Regions from separate parts of the Homo sapiens genome. Here region 1 is linked to region 2. The links are chromatin contacts, found by Hi-C in ENCODE. All regions are on one chromosome and are shown on one strand. The core of a region is the stretch at or near the end of the contact, and the rest is flanking DNA. Distances in the headings are between cores, read along the strand shown. Region 1 holds the start of PCID2 (PCI domain containing 2). Region 2 holds the start of ARHGEF7-AS1 (ARHGEF7 antisense RNA 1).

Region 1 (3,994 bases), core at 1,495-3,994, 2.1 Mb after region 2:
TTAAAATGGTTAAATGGTATATTTTAAGTTATGAGTACTTCGGTGGGGCAATGGTGCATTCAGCATAAGTGAAATAAACCTTCAGACTGGTGATGCCAAGTTAACAGGTAAACATGGACCAGATGATGTGCTAAAGCATTTGGAACTTTCCCTGGAGGAAACAGAGAGTCAATGAAGTTTTAGTAACAGAGGCAGATGCTCAACTCTTCTTCAATAAAATACCAGAACTATCATTTACTAAGTAAATGCATTTACTGTGAATTCATGGTCTTTTTAATTCTCACAACTTATGTGAAGCCTGTTTAGAGATGGAGAGTCACAGAAGTTAGATAACTTGTCATGGTCCCAGAATTAGTAAAAATGCCAGGATTTGGGCTGAAGTCTTATTGTCTTTAAAGTCTATGGTCTCTTTGCTGTGTCTCACTTGGAAAGGGCAAAGTAAAGGAAACCATCAACCAGTACCTGCAGCAGGGCGTCCTGGCTGGGGAGCATGTGGCAACAGATAAAGAAGGGATGGATCTGAGAGACTTCGGAGATACATCCAATTAGGTAAAGGACTATTTGCTGAGACTAAAGGAGGAGTCAATGATTTCCCCCAACTTCCTAGCTTTGATGAATGTGCAAATGATGGTTTTATTCCCAAAGAGATACAGTGACATTGGCACTTATGTTCCTATACAACAAATCAAACATGTGTTACCATGTATAACCGGTTGCCATTCTGTATCGAAGAGGCACCTATTTTCTTAAAATATTCAAGAATCTGTTAATACATAAAACTTAGGTAACATGCCAGTTCAACCAGAAATATTTTTATCCATCAGAATTAGGAGGAAGCGGACTTTTTGCTGTCTCACCCCAGTGGCTACACTGCCCTTTGCGGAGATGTAGGCATGCACATCTCCATAGAAGTCCATCCTGGGCCCAGCCCCTGTCTACTCTCTCTACTTGTTCCCTGGGTCACCCCTTCCCTTCTCAGTCTTTCCCATCATGTGACTACGAAGGAGTCTCAGGTTTGTATCTTTAACCCAAATCTGTCTGTTTAAACTTCAGTTTACACACATAGAGTAGAAGCTCGCTTATCAGTCTCACTTTAACTGACTTGAATTGGAAAAATGACTCTCTCCAATCCCTCCCTGAAATACACGAGCTGATGCCCAAGGTATGATGACGACTTTCAGCAAGTAGGCTTCACTCTAATACATCGCAAGCTTTTGCCAGCTAAGTTGTATGTGTTCTCATATCCAGATGTGTTTGTTCTCAAATCTATTTTTGCTACCCGAACCTGTTATGGTAGTTATGTACTTTTAAGCTCATCAATGAAATATGAATGCAAAAGGAAACAGTTGTTTCTCTATAAGCTAAGTTGTATGTTTTTAAAAGGCTCACTTGAGTTTGTTAAAAAAATAATTAGGTATGGGGGAAAAATTGTAAAAGATTAAGAAAATTCTAAAGATAATCGTATCAAATTGGTTCTTAAATGCCTATATCCTTGTTTAACTTTAAATAAACTGATATTGGAAAATGTTAAGTCTGCTAAGATTAGGCCAAAACAGACACAGCCTAAAGAAAAGGCCCTGGGCTTACATCAAAAGATTGGCAAGTATAGAACTTGAGGTAAGTGGTGTAAAAAAAAAATTGGCAAGTGAATGTATACTTTCATGTTTTAAGTTAAAAACATACATCCATTTCTTCGTGATTCCTGTTTTAACCAGTTTTCTCAATTAACCAAGCAACTGCTGGGCCCAATCATGTCAGACTTTTCAGCTATCAAGTACGTATCTTTACCCAGTTGTCAACAGACACCTCAAACTCAACATGCCCAAAACTTTATTTCTCCCTCCAAATCCACTCTATTCATCTTTTTCCCAGATTACAAGCCTGGGAATCATTCTTAACTCCTCCGTGTCCCTCAGCCCACCCATTCTTATTCACCACGTCTTGGTAATGTTTCCTTCAAATATTTTAAAAATCCATTCCCTATATTTCCTATCCCTGTTACCACAGTGCTGGTTCTGAAGACAGGCATAGTTTAGTGGAAAGAATATGCGTTGAATCTTTACAAGTGTCCATCTTTTAACTGTGCTTCTGCTACTTACAAGCTGTTGAACAACATCTGTCAGACGCATGTACCGAGCGATATGAAGTGTGCATTGTGCTCGGAGAGTGAAGGGCGTTAAACGACAGCGAGGACGAGGGGCACGAGCCCGGCCTGCAGCACGGCCACAGCCTCGCGCTTACTCCTCCATCGCCTCCTGGAGTCCCCGAATTCATCCCGCATCCTGCTGGGAAACAGCGTCCATCCGACACAGCACCGCCCACAGCGGGCCCTCGGCGTGGCCCGCAGGCCCTTCGGACCGCCTGGGAGCGCGGCCACACGTGCCAGCAAGTGAGGGCAGCGACCTGGGACCGCCGCGTCTACTTACACCGCGACGACTCCGCGATCCACGGACACCGCCCGGCCCCCACGGCGGCCCTGCAGGGGAGAACTCGGGCCGCCTTCCCGAGTCCCGGCCGCCGCTGTTCGGCTCGCGCGGCTGCCCGCCGGGGACCCGAACGGAAGAAGGGTGGCGAGGCGGGAAAGGAAAAGGCCTGAGGGTCCAAGGCAGGAGGGGACACACGGAACACGCCGAGGGCCAACCACGCCGCCGCGCGCTCCCCGGCTAGGACCCACCTGCTGCAGGTACTGGTTAATGGTAATGTGCGCCATGGGAGCGCCGCCGAACGGAGAGCGCCACCCCCTACGCCTCAAGCGGGCCAGCTGGCGTCACTTCCGGCCCTCGGTCCGTCTGGGTCCTGGCGCCCCCGGCCCCGCCGCGGGTGCGCAGGTTGGTTCCGGAGGGAGAACCTGGGGACCGGCTCGGCGACGCGCTCGGGCTGAGGGGGCCCGGGGTCTTTCTGCCGGGGCCCCGTCCTCTCAGCCGGGACGCCAGCGGCTCTGATTGTGTGTTCGGGCCCGCCCGGGCTGAGGGGTTTGGGGTCCAGTGGCGAGGACAGCCCCACGGCTAAACTGCCTTTCACTGCGCTGACCCTTCGTCTGCCCCTTGTGAAAACCAGGCCGCGGAGGACCCTCCGCGCCTGGCTGGGCCAGGGCCTCGGGGCGCGCGCGCCCGAGGAGGGGGAGGGGGAGGGACATGGCGCGCGCTCCCGAGCTCTCATAAGGTGCCTCCGCCGCGCGCTCCCGAGCCTGCAGGAGTTAGGGCACGTCCCGGCGCGCACCCCTGAGCCCTCGAGGTGGTCTCACGCCCGGGGTGGGGGTGCCGAGCCCTCAGGAGGCGCGCGCCCCGGGGCCCTCAGGAGGGTGTCCCGGCTCCCGATCCCCTCAGGAGGGGTGCCCGCGGCACGCATCCCCGAGCCAGGAGGGGGTGCCCGGAGCCCTGGGGGCAGGGTCTCGGTGCGCCCCCCGGAGCCGGGGGTGAGGGTCCCGATCCCTCAGGACGGGAGTCCCGGCGCGCGCCCTCGAGCCAGGAGGGGGTGTCCGAATCTCTTAGGGGGAGTCCGATCCCTCAGGAGGGATTCCCGGCGCGCGTTCCTAAGCCCTCAGGAGTAGCCGGGCGCGGCGGCGGTTGGGCTCGGGCACGCGGGCGGGGCGGGGCGGGGCGCGCGAGGAGGACGGGGCGGAGGCCGCGCGGACCGGGGCGGGCGGAGCGGAGCTCGGCGGGCGGCGGCGCTCGGGGCGGGGCGCGGCGGTTCCGGCCCAGCCATGGCGGACGAGGCCCCGCGGAAGGGCAGCTTCTCGGCGCTCGTGGGCCGCACCAACGGCCTCACCAAGCCCGCGGCCCTGGCCGCCGCGCCCGCCAAGCCGGGGGGCGCGGGCGGCTCCAAGAAGCTGGTCATCAAGAACTTCCGAGGTGGGTGCGGCGGCCGGGTCGAGGGCCAGGCGCCCCGGGCGGGGACCCCACGAGACCCCGCCCGACTTGGGGGGAAGGCCCCGAGATCCGTGCGGGCCCCGGGAGCGGGGGCGCCGGGGCGCCGGCCGGGTCGGGGGTGGCTA
Region 2 (3,801 bases), core at 772-3,271:
TAAATACTTCTCAGATGTGACTATTTTCTACTGGTGATCTTAATTGTTGAGATAACATTGAACCTGTTTAATTATTTGCCTTGCTGATACTGCTTGTTCTTCCTTCTGTAGTGGTTTTTTTACTCAAACTCTTTCAAAGTTTGAGAGTCTTTAAATTCTGAGAGGTGGCAGCTGTCTTAGTCGGCTCTCTGCTTTGGTTGAGGGTGGAGATGATTGTTCCTGCCCTGGAGTAGTTGGTAAGGACTTGACATGAAAACTGGATAGCTGTGGATGCTTCTGAAGTCTGACCTTAATGTTGCTTTGTGATTAATTTGCAGCAAATTTTCATATCACACACACTGCTTATCAAATATTAAGTACAAAAGGCATACTTTGAAGGAAAATTGTAATGATTCTGGGACTATGTCTCTGCCTGGTTAGAGTTCTTGATGGAAAAGCCTGGAGTTTATTACCACGGAGAATTTGGCACAGGATTTCTGAAAAGTGAACTGGGCAGAGTTGTTGGTCACTTGAGGCCTGAGTTTTCTGAATATTTCTGGAGACTACATGAGAAAGCAGACTTCCCCACCCCTTTGAATTGTGAAGGCTTTGCTGATTATAAATAAAGCTATGAACATTGCTGTACATGGCTTTCAGTGGACCTATGCTTTCATCTCTCTTGGGTAAATACCTAGGAAAGGAATTGCCGGTCTTAGGGTAGATGTATATTTAACTTTGCAAGAAACGGCCAGTTTTCTAAGCATACCATTTACACTCCCATTAGTCGTGTCTGGGAATTCCAGTTACTTTACATCCTTGCCAACACTTGATATATTGTCAGCCCTTTCCATTTGATCCATTCTGGTGGGGTGCAGTGTTATCTGTGGTTTTAATTTGCATTTCCCTAATGACTAAAGAGATTGAACTGTTTTTCACGTGCTCACTGACCATTCGTTTGTATAGCTTCTTCAGCGAAATATTAAAGGGACTTTCAGCCATCTTGTTTGTATCACAATATTCCAAACATGTTTTTCCACCACAGCTTCACCCATGATCTCAGCTGCCCTTTTTTACTCGCCATCCTTGAGAACACCCTGGACTGCCAAAATGGCACACCTTTGAGATGCAGTTCCATTTGCCTCTTCACCCTTCCAACTCAGAGGTCACCTTTTTTTTTTTTTTTTTTTTTTTTTGAGACGGAGTCTCGCTCTGTCGCCCAGGCTGGAGTGCAGTGGCGGGATCTCGGCTCACTGCAAGCTCCGCCTCCCGGGTTCACGCCATTCTCCTGCCTCAGCCTCCCAAGTAGCTGGGACTACAGGCGCCCGCCACTACACCCGGCTAATTTTTTGTATTTTTAGTAGAGACGGGGTTTCACCGTTTTAGCCGGGATGGTCTCGATCTCCTGACCTCGTGATCCGCCCGCCTCGGCCTCCCAAAGTGCTGGGATTACAGGCGTGAGCCACCGTGCCCAGCCGAGGTCACCTTTTATGCTGGTTAAGCCTCTAGCCCTGCCCTATCTCTGCAGAATTTAGGTTTCCCTCTGCCATGCTTCTGTAGTGCTGAGTCTACATCTCCGTGGCCACACTTGCCATGCTGTGTGCAAGCTTCTGTGCGTCTCACTCTTTGCATTCACCGTGCTTATGCCATCATCTGCCATGGAGTCTAAGCCCAATATTGCTGGATTAATTTATTACCCATTTCATCCTCCCAGCCACTCTGTGCAAAAAGATGTGTTAGCCTTAAATCAGGGACAAAGGCATAGACCCAAGGGGTCAAGTGACTTGTCCAGTGTGACACAACATATTTGTTATACAGCCAGGCACTACTTACTATAAAGTTTTGACTCTTTGACATTACAGTTTTCCAAACAAGTATGTTTTAGGTACAGTGTTCTTTGACCTAGCTTGCTACAGGTACCCATGTACATGTACAGAAATATTTTTCAAGGGATATGCAGGCACAGGATGGTTTTAAGGGAATCCACTTCCAGACCCTCAACTTACATACACAGTCACCTAAAACTGACTAGCCTTAGAAGGTGCCAAGCCATGGAAGACATGAAGCTGGTTGGGCCGTCCCATCTCCTCTCTCATGATGGCCATTCTCCCAATTCATACAGAAAGGCAGACTTTGCACCTGTCATCTTCCTGAGGTGCACTGCTGCAAGATGGAAAACTTCCAGGCTATGTAACAAAGAGACAATGAGAAATATTGATGGTATTAAGAAGTCAATGACTTTAACGACTGAAATGTTGCTACTCAGGGGTTTCCACTTCTTAGCTTTCACAGAAATCAAAGGAGACCTAATCAAGATGTTAATAAATGATTTAAAATATTTTTAACTTACGAGAGACCATATCTGGACTTTGTCCATGTAACTCAGAAGACTTCAAAGAGTTAAGATATATCATGACAAATCTCCTTGCGTTTTCAAGTATTTATTTTTGTGAACAAAGTTTTTCCGGGTTTGCATAAAAATCCTCCAAGACAGGAAAACAAGCGATGCTGGGCCATACCTCACTCTAGCAAAAAGTGATAGTCATTCAGGGGTAAATTAACAAACTAAAAAAAAAGCCCTATACATTTCATTAAAAAAACCATTTCTGTCCGGGTGCGATGGCTCACGCCTGTAATCCCAGCACTTTGGGAGTCTGAGGCGGGCAGATTGCTTGAGCCCAGGAGTTCAAGTCCAGCCTGGGCAACATAGTGAGACCACTATCTCTGAAAAAAAAAAAGAAAAGAAAAGAAAAAGAAATACACTTCCAGATAAAACTTTGCTTTTTATATGTAATAATTTATAAAAATGGTAACATATTGTTTTCATCATTTGTGTACTCATAATAGTTGTGTTAACTCAGTTCAGAAAAAAATCATAGCAATTAGATTCTTATGGCTTAATACTCTTAAATGTAGAGTCAATTATCATTATTTGTGGTAGTTATGTTCTAGAAAGTTACCTTGATCATTGAATTACTGACAAATGCAACACTGCTCTGAGGAGAAATATAGCGTTAGGATCCACGAAGACTCTGGCCAGAACATTTTGCCAACCAATCAATACATAACCTTGTTTTATGTGTATTTTTGTTTGAAGATAGCTTATTTAATATAAATTTCTTACAAGTACTCATATGCAGTATTTCTTTATAATAAACACTGTGTTTCAGTTACAGCATTATGTACTCCTATGACTGTACTAGTTTAATTCTCAGTCATAAGTACACACATGCACACAATACACATACATATACAGTACTCACATAACACGGAATACTGTGAACATGCTTTATACTGTATAGCACAGTAATAACAAATACATAAAGTCCTGAAAAAAGCATTAAGTGAAGATTAAGCATTTAAAGTTTTATACACATTAACTAAAGTCTTACTGTAATGGAGCTGCAGGATGTGTGATGGTCAGTGAGTGCACTGTGGTTTACCCTATCAACCTTAGCTTGCCCCATGAAAATCAAAAGAGGCTGGTGGAACTCACCCTGCACAAGAGGAAGATGTCAGTAAGAGCAGCACATTGTGATCTGGCAGAGCTACCTTAGGAGTTTGTCTTTTGCAACTTGTTGATGGTGTTGGCAACTGTCTCTCAAACTGGCTAGAAAAATTGGTTCAGCCTTGTCTGCCTGGCTTTTTGCCTCAAATCTTTAAGCATCTCAGAATAAGGGATAAATGCAGTGGAAGTGAGGTGCTTAAATGTGAGGCCACGTTCAAGTACAGGGTCACATTCTTCCATGTCATTGAAAATGTTTTCCAAGGCAGAATTCTATTCTGATATTTTGGCTGCTGTGAGAAGGACAATTCTTGGAGTCT

The links. A loop is a pair of places that touch in the nucleus more often than their neighbours do. Pooled maps may share reads with other maps.
Region 1: a map with no recorded cell type shows a loop between it and region 2 (12-fold over the local background). The contact joins the promoter of PCID2 here to the promoter of ARHGEF7-AS1 in region 2. A Hi-C loop is called at or near these places in 2 of 37 single-sample maps with no recorded cell type and 7 of 50 pooled maps.

The regions. Positions count from the first base shown.
Region 1 is chr13:113,205,925-113,209,918 of GRCh38, forward strand. It overlaps PCID2 (PCI domain containing 2), which reads right to left and starts at 2,745. Exons shown (of 14, transcript NM_001127202.4): 1 at 2,675-2,745. The coding sequence starts at 2,710. It overlaps CUL4A (cullin 4A), which reads left to right and starts at 3,689. Exons shown (of 20, transcript NM_001008895.4): 1 at 3,689-3,851. The coding sequence starts at 3,704. RefSeq lists enhancers at 1,800-2,450, 2,451-3,100 and silencers at 2,635-2,924, 3,185-3,454, 3,555-3,884, 3,945-3,994.
Region 2 is chr13:111,146,544-111,150,344 of GRCh38, forward strand. It overlaps ARHGEF7-AS1 (ARHGEF7 antisense RNA 1), which reads right to left and starts at 2,022. Exons shown (of 3, transcript NR_046516.1): 1 at 1,983-2,022. All of the region lies in intron 1 of ARHGEF7 (Rho guanine nucleotide exchange factor 7), which reads left to right. It overlaps LOC101060553 (a long non-coding RNA gene), which reads right to left. Exons shown (of 2, transcript NR_120398.1): 1 at 3,473-3,801; 2 at 1,654-2,162.